2 separate regions of the Homo sapiens genome follow, and region 2 is linked to region 1. Evidence: chromatin loops called from intact Hi-C (ENCODE). Cell type or tissue: Caco-2. All regions are shown on one strand. Each heading gives the region's core, and the rest is flanking DNA. Links, peaks and the distances in the headings are about the cores only. Region 1 has its middle 92 kb from the start of LINC01804. Region 2 has its middle 160 kb from the start of CYRIA.

Region 1 (7,154 bases), core at 690-5,689:
TTCTGCTGTGGCACCTTTAAAGCTTTGCTACATGCATCTGTTTATTATTATTATTATTATTATTATTATTATTACTTTTGAGACAGAGTCTCACTCCGTTGCCCAGGCTGGAGTGCAGTGGTGCAGTCTTGGCTCACTGCAATCTCCACCTACCGGGTTCAAGTGATTCTCCTGCCTCAGCCTCCCAAGTAGCTGGGACTATTGGTACATGCCACCATGCCCAGCAAATTTTTGTATTTTTCGTAAAGATGGGGCTTCGCCATGTTGGCTAGGCTGTTCTCAAACTTCTGACTGCAAATGATCCGCCCGCCTTGGGCTCCCAAAATGCTGGGATTTGGGCTTGAGCCACCTCACCCGGCCGCATGCATCTCTTTAAATGTCTGCCTCACCCTCTTGATCTGAACTCTTCCATGGCAGGGATGGGCACAAAACAATGAAGTGGTTACAGTTCTTTTGCCCAAGCAGTTCATAATAGTACAGGAAGACAAACCTGCAAAAGCCAGCTACAAAATGAAGGTGCAAGGACTGTGCTCTGGAGAAAGAACTCATCCTGTATACAAAGGGGGTTAAGGGCCATGGTGAGTTTTCAGTTAGAATTTGAAAAATTATAATAATGAAGATGTATAGATGAGGAAGAACTAGGGGGTAGGCATTTCAGACAACAGCAGTAGGATGCCTGGTGGCAAGAAAGTAGAGGGTGATGCCCACTTTGTCCCAAGAAGCAGAGCCTAAGGTGAAGGGAGAGAGTTGGGAGTTGAGGAGTTGAGGAAGGCATTGCATTCCCAGTCTCAGTGGTCAGTGTTTACCCTGGGGCAATGTGGAGCCATAGAGGGCTATGGAGAAGGGGTGGTATAGCCTCCACATGCCTTACAATCGTTGTGGGGTGCAGATGGACTTAGGGTTAGCCCAGCTGAAGGCAGAAGCAAGGCTAGCTCTTGCAGTGAGAGTTGGTGAGGGTGGAGGGAACTTGTGAGGCAAATATATCTGCAGGGGCTTCCCTAAGTGGGCATTTTGTCCCATGTGGCTATGTCAGTGGGAGGAAGAAAGTGGGAGAAGAAGCATCTCTCCACCAACCAGGCAGTTGCCAAAAACAGTCTCTCTCCCAGGCCCAGTGTTTATTGTTCTCTGTCACAGCCTATTTTCTGTTACATAATGCATCAGACTGACCCCCGCCCCACAGACTCTGCCCCGGGGTCCTTTGTTGGCTTTGCCCCTTGGGCCTCTGATTGGGCAGCTGAGGGGCAGGCCCTCCGACCAGCCCCTGTCAGTTCCCCAGCAGGGGCAGGCCCCCTGGGCCCACTGAGCTCCTGGGTGGGGCCGAGGAAGCACAACTGTGGGCAAATCAAGGCTCATCAGCAACGTGGTGAAAGCACAACTCCCAGTGCCTCATCTGCCTTGGAACCACCAACAGGCTTCCGGCTAGGGTTAGGCAAATGAGTTCATAAGATCTAGAAGCGAGCAGGATTCCAGCAACATACAAAGTGCTGGAAGGGGGCTGCTCAAGGTTGAAGAAAATGAAAAAGAAATGGTATCACTCTGTCCCAAACTGGACTGTCACCTCCAGTGCTGATGTCCTTACGGTCCGTCCTGTGCCTTCAGTTTCTAAGGGCTGGAGGGAGGGGTAGGGCAAGGGGAGTTTCCCCCCAGAGCTCTGGAGAACTCATAAGTGAGTGAGAAGAGCAGGAGTGATGCCTGCAGTCATGGTCAAGTTCCTTCCGGAGACTGGGCAGGTCCCAGGAACCAGGCTCTGGTCTCTAGACCAGCCCTGGCAAGACACTCGGGAGTGTGTGTGTGTGTGTGTGTGTGGGGGAGTGTGTGTGTGAGTGTGTGTGTGTGTGTGTGTGTGTGAGTGTGTGTGTGAGTGTGGGAGTGTCTGTGGGAGTGTCTGTGAGTGTGTGTGTTGTCTGTGTGAGACAGTGTGTGGGAATGTGTGTGTAAGTGTGTGTGAGAGTGTGTCAGTGTGTGTGAGTGTGTGTGTGAGAGTATGTGTGTGAGAGAGAGTGTGTGTGTGTGTGAGTGAGTGTGTGTGTGAGAGTGTGTGAGTAAGGGAGATGCTGCTTCTTGATATGATACAAGTGTGGGCCCACCTGGCAGCCTAAGGTGGGATGTGGAAGCCAAGGGTGGCTGCAGCCCCCAGTGGCTGGAGAAGGCAACTTCCCTGACCCAGAGTTGCCGAGTGGCTCAGGGACGGGCCAGGGCCACGGCCAGGAGCCAGGGAGGAGGCTCTGAACAGGCCTTTCATCCATGGCCAGAGATGCCTGGGAAGCACCATGTGGGGCAGACCCCTTAGAGTCCGAGCAAGAGCCTCTCCCGCCTGTAACTACTCTACAGCCACGACGGCTCTGGCAGAGCCCGAGAAACCCACAAATACATCCATGAATATTTATTCAGCCAGTAAAAATGTAACATGCACCAGTTCTATTCCATGAGGCTTCTAGGTGCTGGACACAGCAGTGAACCAAGCAGAAGACGCTACCTTCCCAAGCTGCCCGTGACAATGGAACAATGGCAGCTCAAGTCAGGAAGGCTGCAGGCATTTCCCAATATGCTGTCTCACGATGGCCCTGCCACAGCCCTGCGAGAATCTCCACTCACCAGCAAGGGAAACAGAGGCTCAGAAAGCCCAGCGAGTCAGCCCAAGTGCAGAGAGCTAGGTGACACACCAGATGTCATCCAGTCTCTCTGTCACATCCTCACCCTCAAGGAGGTATGACGGTCCCGTGAAATCAAGTAAAAGCACTTTGTAAACTAAAATGCAACTAGTGAGATGCGGTTCTTATCATGAATGGGAAAGAAATAGGAAGTGACCCAGGCTGAAGGTGAGCTGAGGGTAGAGACAGACCCTCTTGGGTGTGTCTGGGCTTTGGTTTTGCAGGCAGTGTACTTTGCTCCCCAAATGCCCCTCTCCTGGTGTCTTCCTGTAATCTTTCTGCATGAGTGAGCAATGTTTGTTTTGGAAGCTGAAGGACCAGACTTGTACCAGTTGAGATGAGTACACTTTTGGTCACAGGCGGGGGCTCAGATCCCTCTGCACACAGGAATTCATCCTGTCACCTCATGTGTACCATCCATAACCCTAAAAGACTGCCCTGTCATCTTATCTGGCAACTGGGATTTTAGCAGTCCCTTCATTAAGCCTGGAGAACAAAGGCGGGCGGGTGAGGGTCTCCGAATGTCCAAACACCCTGTCACCCGGAGTGTGAGGCTGCGGCTGCCCCGGGGAGGGCCAGGCGCTGTTTACAGATGGGAGGAGATAACCGCAGAGGAAGGTCGCTGGAGTCTTCTCTTCCATCCTCCCTCTCCCACCCCTGAGGGGGGTCCCTGACCACCCTGATTCTCCAGCTGGCCTGGAGACCTATTTCAAGCTCCTGACAGAGGAATGCATGGCAGAGCATGTGAAGCGGGGTGTGATGTGGGGGCAGGGAATCCAACCCACGAATTGGATTTTACAATGGCACGCCCACTGCTGCCAAGGGGAAGTGGGAAGCAGGAATTAAAGCAATGGAGCAATGGTTTGAGTCACCCTCTCTGCGCCAGAACATTCTGAGAAATCGCTGGTTCGTACTCCAAAACTCCTTTCCCTGGGACAGGAGCTCCTCTATATCATCAGAGGCAACGGGGTACCCAGAGGCTGCTTGGATACCATCAGTGACAGGGAGCTCACTCCTCTAAGCATGGTCTGTTCCTTTGGAGGGTAGTTTGTGGGAAAAAAAAAAAATCTCTCCAGGGCTGAGCTGTGACCTGTGCCCTGTGGCTGCAGGTTGAATGTTCACCTTGGCTTTGTGCTTTAAGTTACTGAAACTCATTAGAGAGTGCGTTCTAGTGGACATTATTATCATCCCCACTACCCAACTACCAGCAAGAATCATCAATGATAACTTGCATTTAGAGTGTCTTCGTGCTTTCACACCCGAGAATGTATTTGTTCATCCTAACAGCCGTATGAAATGGGGATAAATTAACCTCATTTTCTTTTTTCAGATCAGCAAACTGAGGTCTGGAGAGATGAAGTGACAGGCACAAGCGGTAAGAGCAGCTGGGACCAGACCCCAAGTCTCCTCACTCCCAGTCCATGAGGGCTCAGCTCTTGTCAGGCACTCCCTAATCCCGGACAGTCATTCTATAGTAAGGGCCAACTTTGCATTTAACACCGAGAAAGAATCTCCTCTGCCCTGAAGATCACGGTGGTCCTATTTCCTCCCAAAAGATGGACAGGTGTTGTTTACAATTCAGTATTCAGAAGTGAACTGAAATGCAAGAGCTGGCAAAGCTTGCTCTGAGAAGGGAGGTCCCCGTGCCTGAAGTTGGGTGTCCATGAGCTGGTGAAGGACTCAGTGTAGATATGACAGAGGGTATGTCAGAGCCAGGCAGGGGGCTGGAGTCTATGACATCAAAGTCCTTTTCAATCTTTGTAGGAAGACTTCTTTCCTTCCCAGGCCCTGTCCTTAGCACAAATTTGGGGACTTACGTGGGATGGTGTCTTGCAGGGACAGTGATACATGTCAGAGCCAGCCATGGCGTTTTCTCCCTGTGCTGGGCAGCCGGCCGCCAGCACGCTCCATGGCTTCGCATCCTCCCATAGTCAGAGAGTCTCTACCCATGACCCTGGGACACACAGATCTCCTTTCCTAGGTTGAAGGCACCCAACCTCCTCATTATAACAGTGCCCTCTCTTTGCTTGTCCAAACCTACTGCTACTTCAAGTCAGCCACTGTGATGCTTCCTGCAGGAAGCTCTTCCTGGTGTCCCCAGCTCTTCCTGACACCTGTCTTCTGAGAGCTTCTGGTGCCTGTCTGCCAGAGCTCCCCATGTGGCTGCGGGAACCCCTGTAGAGTCCAAGCCATCACCTCCCACCACATGCCACAGCTCATGAGGGAGTTCCCAGCCAATGTAGCCCTGTTGTGGCTCCCAGAGTGGCTTTCCCTGGCACAGAATGCCCTCATCATTCCCCTGCAGAGTTCCTTGGTGCCTCTAGCACCAGCAGGCAAGCCAGTCTCTTTAGCTGGGCAGCTAAGGAATTGGATTTGTTCTGTTTACCTCCCCAGCCTCACTTGCAGTCACTCTTCTGTACGCTGGTCACACAGACTGACATGTCCCATGGCGGAGCAGCCGTTTCCAGCTCCACTCCATGGCATGGGTGGTCTTGAAAGATACCTCCAAGATCAGTCCTCAGGCGACCTGCCCGACCAGGCTCCCAGGTGACCTGGATGGTCTGAGACACCAGGAGTAAAAGGGCTGTGGAAATCATAATGTGCTGGATGGCTGGGAGGGGACTGCTGGGAGGGGATGGCTGGTGACCACTGTCTTGTTTTTTAAGCCTCATGTCCACCCTGCACTGTTATGGGGATTAGCTTAGTTGTGGCATTATCAGATTCAAGTTCGTTTGCAGGGGTCTCCAAGGCCTATGCTCATCTCTTCCATTCTCAGAAGAAGGTGGGACGGCCCCGCACAATGGGAAGTGACTTGCAGGAAGCTGTCGGAGTGCGATGGGGGCAGCCTCGGCTTCCTGAACACCCCCAGCCAGGGCAATGCACCCAGACAGGCCAATGTGTCCATGCCACATCACTGCAGGGCAATGACACAACTGTCAGGGGCCCTGGATACAGCATTCCTTGCCCTGGGGTGGGGTAGGGGGAGTAGGGAGCTTCCGAGACCCTGAAAGCAGGGCTTCCAGGCTTCGGCACCCTGTCCCTCCTTCTGGGCTGTTCCTTCAGCATCTGCTTCAGTGTCCACCCATGCCTGGCCTTTCCTGACCACTTCTACATCCCCATGTGGCGCTTCAGCCTGCAGCAGGCACAGGTGTTAAAAATCCCGTCCACCTGACTCCACCTCTCCAGCGGGGAGGTGCCAGAGAAGAGTGGAGGTGTCTGCTCAGGGGCACAGGGTGGGAGCTGGCTCTGGGGCCTTTCTCTGTGGGTCAGGATGAGGAGCAGGGCTGGCCTGGGGCTCTCAGGACACCTGAGGGCCATTTGCACAATTGTCTTTACAGGAAGCTTCAGGGAGGAAGGCTGCGGGCTGGAGAGAACCTGAGGCTGAGTTTCTTCCATTTCATCCAGCGCATTCACCAAAGCACCCTGTGTGCCGAGGGCAGCGGGGGCCGTACCCTCCCGGAGCTCACGAATGGGTGAGGGAGAAGCCCCTAGGCGGAGAAACTTACAATCCCATGTGGACATGTGAACTCAGTGAGAGGAGGTGCTGCGGTGAGGGCCACTTCTTGGAGATTTGGGAAAAGGAGCAGGATGTTTCTGGCAGTGAGGCTGGGAAGGGCATCCTTCATAGCAGAGGGAAGCTGTGAGCAGAGCAGAGGCTGAGGACGACTCCACCCAAGGGGACCGGTGGGGCAGGGGCTGTGCCAGGGCTTGACCCGGAGCTCTGGGCTGTGTCCAGTTCCCTTCAAATGAGAAAGAAGGCGCCAGAGGTGCAGGGGACAGGGGATGCCTGCCAGCCAGGCCCCATCTCCTCTGCTGTTTAGGGACTCGGGTTGGAATTTCCACGACACTATTTGGGGGAGGATGAGGGAGCTGGTGGGAAATGGGTTTGGGGGCGCGAGGCTTGATATCATTTCTTCCGATAAAGAGGCATTGGCTCAGCTTTTCTGTCTTCTGCTTAATCACTTTCAGAGGCTCATTAGACTTAGAGGAAATACACTTGCAAACTCAAACCACATGCCACCCTCAGAGTACATACTCCCATCCCCAAAGCACACGTACCTCAGAGAAAGGATCATTGGTTCCCAAGAACAGGAGCCATTCCGTGGAAGGGGTCACCTGCCTGGAGACTGCAGTGCTCCGAGGCCGTAGAGCAAGGTGGGTGGAAGCGGGTTTGAGAGTTTCAGGGACGGGCTGACTCTCACGGGGCCCTTACCACGTGCCTGCTGCTGTTCTCATTGCATTGCACGTATTAACTCACTTAAGTCCCACCTGAAGGTGGCCACCATCATTGTTCCCAAAGAGCAGCTAGGCCCAGACATGTTAAGTAACTTGCTTCAGATCACATGCAGCCAAGTGGCAAAGCCAAAAATTGTCCATAGTCAGGCCACCCGGGTTTGCAGCCCAGCTCTGCCATTGACGAGCTGTGTGTGTTTGAACAAGTTACTCAGCCTTGCTGGTCACTCTTCTCCTGTGTGAAGTACATGTAGCAATTACATCTGCCAA
Region 2 (7,154 bases), core at 707-5,706, 730 kb after region 1:
TGGTTATATGGAATTTAGAATGAAGAAAATTAGTTTATTATTTTTAAATTATTGTATACATACTTTACTTTAGTAAATTCATATTCAATTTATCTATCTATCTATATGCAAGTTATAAAAATATATGCATATACATTTTTCCTGGAGAGCTGGTGGCATATATTTAGCATACCACCGGCTCTTGGGGTCATAATTTGCCTAATAGGAAATGTGACTTATAATGCAATAATAGTGAAATCCAAAGCAATAAATTATGTACATGGAGGCATGTACATAATGTCACTGTTGGTGACATTGGGCTCAGACAGCTTTGGGCGCAGGGTAGATGCTATAGTTAAGTGATTTAAAGACTGCGTGTCAAGATTCCATAATGTTATAAGGTTATTTTAAAGTACTCATTCTTTTCACCAATGCTGTTTTTTTTTTAAATCACTTCCTAACACAGCTTTCATTCCTTATCTCCAAACAAAAATTACTGACTACTGCCTTTGGCATTGAGGGCTCCTAGCAAGGCAGAAGCATGGCACAAGTTGGCAGTATTGTGCTTAAGCCATGGGGTAGAGCTCAGAAAGGAACAGGCAGGCTGACAGAAGTGCCCTCTATGTCAAGCTCTGACTTTCTCACTTGAAAGTTTGGGTGTCTGAGGCATGAGGCCCTAGGCTAGGACAAGCGGGTGGACATTTTGAAAGGCTAGGATCCTGGCAGCCCACTTACACCAACCTATTTTACTTCTAAGTGGTGCACATTAATCACTCCAGAAATGCAAAGGTGACAATGAGTCAAAGTTTAAGACTGATGGCGCAAAAGTTGCCACTAAGTATTAAGAGAGTGCTCTATGCCTAACACAGTGCTTGGGGCTTCATATACATTAATTTTCACCTTTAAAAAGTCCTCTGCAGCCATTATTGTTTCCTGACTTTATTTTACAGATAAGTAAACTGAGGGGCAAAGGTGTCAAGTGACTTTTGTTTTGTTTTGTTTTTTTGAGTCAGAGTCTTGCTCTGTCTTCTAGGCTGAAGTGCAGTGACCTCAGCTCACTGCAACCTCCACCTCCTGGGTTCAAGTGATTCTCTTGCCTCAGCCACCTGAGTACCTGGGATTTCTGGTGCCCACCACCATGCCCAGTTAATTTTTTGTATGTTTCGTAGAGATGGGGGTTTTACCATGTTGGCCAGGCTGGTCTCGAACGCCTGATCTCAAGTGATCCGCCCACCTCGGCCTCCCAAAGTGCTGGGATTATAGGCATGAGCCATCGCACTGGACCTTAAGTAACTTTTAATAACCAGCGTTTGTCAGATCCAACTGTTAGCTGTCCTTCTTTTAGTAACCTCTGTGATCCTGTCTTTTTGCTACTGTAGCACTGTGCGAGAGGTAGCACCTGAGAACTGGTACCCGAAGAGCGGAGGAGGCGCGTGTGCAACCATTGCCCGGGATCAGTATGTGCATTTAAAGGTGAAGACCAGAGTCAGCACAGCTAGAGGCTCTCCTCAAGCATCAGAATGACACAAAGAGCCTCCAGAAAGATACATTTTCCAGCAGGCCTCCCTGTCAGTACAGAAACAAAATGCATTAGCAAGAAGCTCACATGGCCTGAATTTGCTGAGATTGACAAGGCGGGTGTGCGGTGTTCTGAGGCTGCCCAAACAATGTTCTGCAGCACTGGCTGGAATTCTAGGTGGCTTCCCAGTTTATATATTCAGTGAATTCTTAAGGGACAAGAATAGCAGTAAAAATAATAATAGCAAATATTTATGTAGTGTCAACATGTGGCAGGCACTGTTCTAAGTACTTTACAAATATTAAACTAGTAATGTTATCCTCAAAATAACCCTCTGACATAGGTCACTGTGACAAAGGCTGCTGCCTGGTTTTTGTAGTCCATCGATGTCTTCTTCCTGGGCTCACAGCCAAGGCTCCATATCCCAGCCTACCCCTGGGTTGAGGGAGGGTGTCATGAGACTTGGTGCTGGCCAATGGAATGGGAGTGGAAAGTACAGGTGCCTCCCTGAAGTCACAGGCCTTAAAGCTCCCACGAGCTCCCCTCCATACTCCTCTCCCTCAGGGCCTCTTTAGAAATCAAGTGTTACAGCTGACAACAACTGCCAGCCTGAGTCCCCTGAATTACGGGAACAGAATCCTCTGCTCATCTGAAACTACCCTGGCCTATTTTATGAATAAGACATAAACTTCTTTTATGTTGAGATAATCATGCTTGAATTTTCTTGTAACTACCACCTCGCCCACTCGAGCCAAATTTTATACTATTACTGTTATCATCCTACAGATGAGCAAACTGAGGCACTGGTAACTTGCCCAAGGTCACACCTAGAACGTGATGCAGCTGGAATGTATGCAGGCTCTCCGGCCCCAGAGTACATGTCCTTCACCATTACACTATTTCCCCCTATGGGATGGAACAAAGTGGTCTTCCAGCCTGTCTGTAAGCACATAGGCTGTGGGAGTGGGCTGGAGGGGACACTGGCCTCCAGATGGCCTCATGCCCTTCATGCGTCTAGCTTGCATGGAGGGGTAACCCAATAGCTAAGGAGAAAAGGCTTCTCCCAGACCCTTCTACCAGGTAGTCACATGGGGTGGAAACAGGATCCATATTTCCTGATTCCCAAGTCTCTCTGCTGCATTACTTAGCAACTAAACATAATGTAGCAATACATATTACTACAAATCTCCCTGAAATCTAGCAATATACCTTTTTTTAATCTCCATTTTTACAGATGGGGGAATTCAGCCTTGGGGAAGTGAATTAACCTGCCCAGTGTCTCTCAGTTAGCAAGTGGGGTAGAGCTAAGGTTCGCATCTAGTTTGGCTCAGAGCTTTCTGTTAACCGGCATCCAATCCTGTTTCACCTGAGAGGAGCAATGTGGAGTGAGAGCTGGGAATACCCACCCTGTAGACTCAGTCTCAGAACAAGGGTGAAAAGGGCTTTAAAATCACTCGCCCTCACTTGGCGGAATAACAATGCTCACAGCAGCCGTGTGGTTCTCAGGGCATTTCCCCAAGCTTTCTTTATCCTCCCTGGAGTTTCTCCTCTCACCAGCCGCTCTATCTGGGCACGGGCCTCTGAAGCTCCTGTCTGTCTGGCCGGTCCACTGGGCCCCCTTCAGAGGAAAGGCTGCTCTCATTCCTCAGGGATGTCCCAGAGCCTGGCGCCGCTGCTGGGCATGAGCAGGAGGGCGGGAACGATTTGCTGAGTGAGGAAGTCAACAAGGCGGGGCGGGCATCATCATGCCCACTTTGCAGGTGGGGAGACTGACGCTCTGGGCGCTGGAGGGACCCCTCAGATCGCCACAGCTGCTTCTTCCCCCAGGCGCTGGGCTTGTCCCTTGCAGCACAGAATCTCTGGGTCAGTAATCATGCAAAGGGTGAAAGCCAGAGGAACCTGGGTTAGCAAGTGACACGAAGGGACTTTCCAGGATCCCCCCACCGCGAGGCCTGGCACGAAGGAGGGCTCACAGTCCGGCTCCCAGAGCCCTGCAAGTCGGGCGCGCTCAGCCCACCTGCTCCCTGCATTGGTGGTGGCGGGCGGCCCGCACTCCCCGCGCCCCAGGCCCGCCCGCTCCCGCCCGGCTCGGCGCTCCCTCGGCTGAGCAGCTAGGCTCTGCATTGCAGGGGTCCCACCGGGCCGCAGGGTAGCCTCGCCCCCGCCGCTCCTTCCTTTGTCCCTGCCCCGCCGCTGCGGCGTCTGCGGCTTCTGCGGCCGCCTGGGAGCGGGCATGGGTGGGCGGGGCCCGTGGCGGCGCTGCCCGGTGCACCAGCACCATCTAGGGGCGCTACGACAGCAGGAAGGGCGCTCCGCTGGCATCCGTGGGTCGCCGCCTGGCCCTGGGCAAATTTTCCCAAACTCCGGCCTCGGTTTCCCGGGTTACCGTGGAGGCGACAAGCGGGTCCACTCCTATCAGGTGTCCTCACTGGTACAGTCGTAATCCCTTAATGAAGGGGATTGATCGTCTCCACAGCCGCTAATAGGCAAGGAGGGAAACTGAGGCTCTGAGGGGTTAAGTAACTTGTCCCAGGGGATATAGTTCTGGGGACAGAACCAAGAATCAAAACCAGGTGCATTTGAGCTCCTAATCTGTGCGTGGAACCCCTTGGCTGTGCGGCGTGGAAGAGGGCAGTTTCTCCTGATATGCCACATGCAGTGGGACAGCTTGTCCTGCTCCTTGTCCTCTGCTAGCTACTTTCTGTATGATCAAGTCATGTGACCGCTTTGAAACTCAGCTGTGTCACTCACTTTACCTTAGGGATCATCCCAAGGCCTTCCTTCTTCCCGGCTCTCAGGGAGGCAGGTCTCAACCATGAAAAGGTTTCAGAGGATGGGAGCCACAGTGAGAATCAAGAGGGAAGGGCCTCTGAAGACAGAGCTAGCTCCATAAACCTGTCCAATTATCACCCTTACAAGCGCAGAGCTCCAGAACCCCCAGGCAGAGGCAAATTTCCCTTAGACCCCGGCTTTGAGGCTTGCAGCCCATGTTATTATCTCCATTTTACAGCTGAGAAAATTGAGGCACAAAGAGACTTGGGCACTTTCTCAGAGTTGCAGTCCTGGGTGAAATGTGCTCAGGGCTCCCTCTCCTGGGCTGGGGGGCTCCCTCAGGAGATCCCGGATGGTCTGAAGCACAAGGTTTACTGAGCCCCAGTGGAGGGTGCAGCCCTGAAGAAGAAAGTGGGAGGGTTTGGTCTGGAAAAGAGAAGACCTTGAGAAACTCAAAGGCTATCTCTAAATCACAGGGGCCTAACACATGAATGAGTAGGCAGAAGTACAGGGCAAAGAAGGGATATATGGGGAGAGGGTAGAGTGGTTGGGTTTTAGCAAAAGGAGCAACAGAAACAGACTGTTGAAGAAGCCCTGCTGCCACATGGCATGACAGATAACCTGCTCCCCAAAGCTACCCTGCGTCCATCGTCTTCTGAAGGCTGCCCGGCTGCTCCTGGCATCCCTGGCCTCCTTGTGTGCCTTCCTCTCAAAGATATCCTGATAGTCAACCTGTGGCTGCCAAGACCTGTGGGAATATTTTTGCATCCCTGCCTTGCAAAGCCAGATGATTTTGATGAGCCGTGTAACTCAGGCTTCCTTGGGAAATGCTGGGCCAGTCATGGGTACACCTTTCTGTGACTCTCATCAGCTCTGAATAATCCCCATCACTTCAGGTAAATAAAGGAAGTTCATCTCTTACAACCCAACAGTAATTAATAGAGTCCGCATCCATTTGCTCATCCTAGAACAACTTCCTAGGGATTAGACGTGTTCCTCAGGCACTATAAGCCTCTTGAGATCTCAGATAGTTCTGTCCACTGTCTGTGTTGCAAACCCTACTCCTACCCCAACATACTCCTATCTCAACAAAGAGAGAGTTTCCTAGAAATGCTTTTGAAGTGACAGCAGTGTTTCCATGGGGCATCAAGCCTTCCTTCCATCTATGTCACTTCAGGAGCTTAAGGCCACAAACATTGGCTGATGACATACTATGTGCCAGGTATTCTGCCAGACCCAGATGATACACTGACAAATTGTCTCAACACACCTGTATAGGCAGATTGAATGAATCCTATTATGCATCAGACTGGTAGGGACTATTTCACCTGCTTGGGAATATATGAAAAGGTGTCTAATTTTTCCAGTTAATCATCCAAAGTCCATTCGCCCACTTAGCGGGAAGTTTTTTCTTTCTCAAAATCAACCCCTGTCCCACCTCCAGTTGTCCAACAACCTCTCAAAAACCTTTAGGTCTTGCTCAGGACAAAGGGATTATTAGTTCTGCTTCCAAATGCCAGATGAAAGAGAGAGCTGGAGTCTGGTCAGCACTATAGTGGACTTCTATGGAAAACTGGCTCTGGAGAGACTGACGAGTCCACTGTGTGGTGCTCTTATTGGCCTGGCCCTGCAAGATCACAGTGCTCCCAAGCTTACAGCTTTTGCAGTTTCTACTGATACATTCAGTCATTGAGCTAAACGCTGTCTCCTGGGCCACCAAGGCTGAGTCTGCTGGGGCGCCATCCATCCATCCTCAGCCACAAGTGCTACAAGATCCCACCTTTCCCTCACAATGCACCTGGCCTTCTGCCTGGACCACCAAGATCCTCTGCCCTCCTGATAGTAAGGGCTGTCTCATATCCTCAAAGAGGATCCAGTAACAGTAAACCTTAGAATAGGAGTGAGGAGCCTTTCCTTTAAGAAGGCTGTCTTATCAGAATCCTTTGTGGAAAAGGCTCCTCACTCCTCTTCTGAGGTTTACTATTACTGGAGTTAGGAACTTTTCTTTCCAGAAGGTTGCTTGGCCCTTGTGAAAATGTGTCCACTATTTGTTCTTTTTTTAATTAATCAACTCTTCTCACCAAAGTGTCAGGAAGGGCCAGCTTTGATAGGCCAGAAAAAAAATCCCAAACTTCCTTCTTAGAGAGCAATCGATGACAACTTTCCTATCATTTTACCTAACCAAGGGAAGCCAGTTGGTCAACCTAGCAGAGAAGATCCCTGGGCCATCTAGATAGAGAAAACCTGCCATTCCTCTCACTAAAACAAATAAACAAAGAATGAACCTTGCTTTCCCAGATACTCTGTCACCATAGAGAGGGAAACTGCCAGAGGCCAGGCTAAGAGCCTTGCACAAGGTCACACAACCACCATAGGGTGAAAGAACCGGGATTCCAATCCAGCTCTGCCTCGCTCTAAGATCTGTTTGTCCCATTATTCTTCTTTCTGGTGGGGGTATTTCTCTGTTTCAAGTTTGAGCCGTACTTGCAACCTGTGGGAGATCTGGCATTTTTACTTCCAGTACTGCTTAAAGGACAGCTCCTTTCCCTGCCATATCCCCATCGCCCCTCTCCTCTTCCCCCAACCCCAAATGCCCAAACTCTGGTAAAAGTGTGTTAGAGCCAATGGGTCTGTTTTTGCTCCCTGATCCCCAAGCTAAGTCTGTGGTCTCCGGTGGGCATTACATCACACTATCTGGTTAGGTATACCCATATGGTGCCCTTTGTCAGACCTGGGCCAGTGCCATAGGTTCTCCAGTGAAGGCGATGAGACCCTGGTTTTCTCTGGACTGACAGATTCAATGGGAAAACTTGTCTCATCTCTTCTTCAGAGGACAACCACATCCCTGTGTGATGAATGGGCAAAGTGTGCTGGGCCTTGCCAA

Evidence for each region. Hi-C counts contacts between places; a loop is a spot of excess contacts. Peaks named below come from ENCODE experiments on the same cell type or tissue, not always from the same donor. Only the 100,000 strongest peaks of a DNase experiment are listed, where the experiment ranks them.
Region 2: it touches region 1 in a loop (4-fold over the local background); 2 of 110 quality-filtered maps call a loop at or near these places.

The regions. Positions count from the first base shown.
Region 1 is chr2:15,779,166-15,786,319 of GRCh38, forward strand. It overlaps LOC124905976. Among named protein-coding and RNA genes, the nearest start is that of LINC01804, 92 kb to the left of the region's middle. RefSeq lists an enhancer at 1,816-2,763. In Caco-2, for the core only: no CTCF peak of the experiment used is centred there; DNase peaks (open chromatin) are centred at 2,173 and 3,076.
Region 2 is chr2:16,504,654-16,511,807 of GRCh38, forward strand. No RefSeq gene overlaps it. Among named protein-coding and RNA genes, the nearest start is that of CYRIA, 160 kb to the right of the region's middle. RefSeq lists a silencer at 3,588-3,882. In Caco-2, for the core only: a CTCF peak has its summit at 3,786 (motif pointing left); DNase peaks (open chromatin) are centred at 1,628, 1,928, 3,165 and 3,758; H3K4me3 peaks cover 410 bases.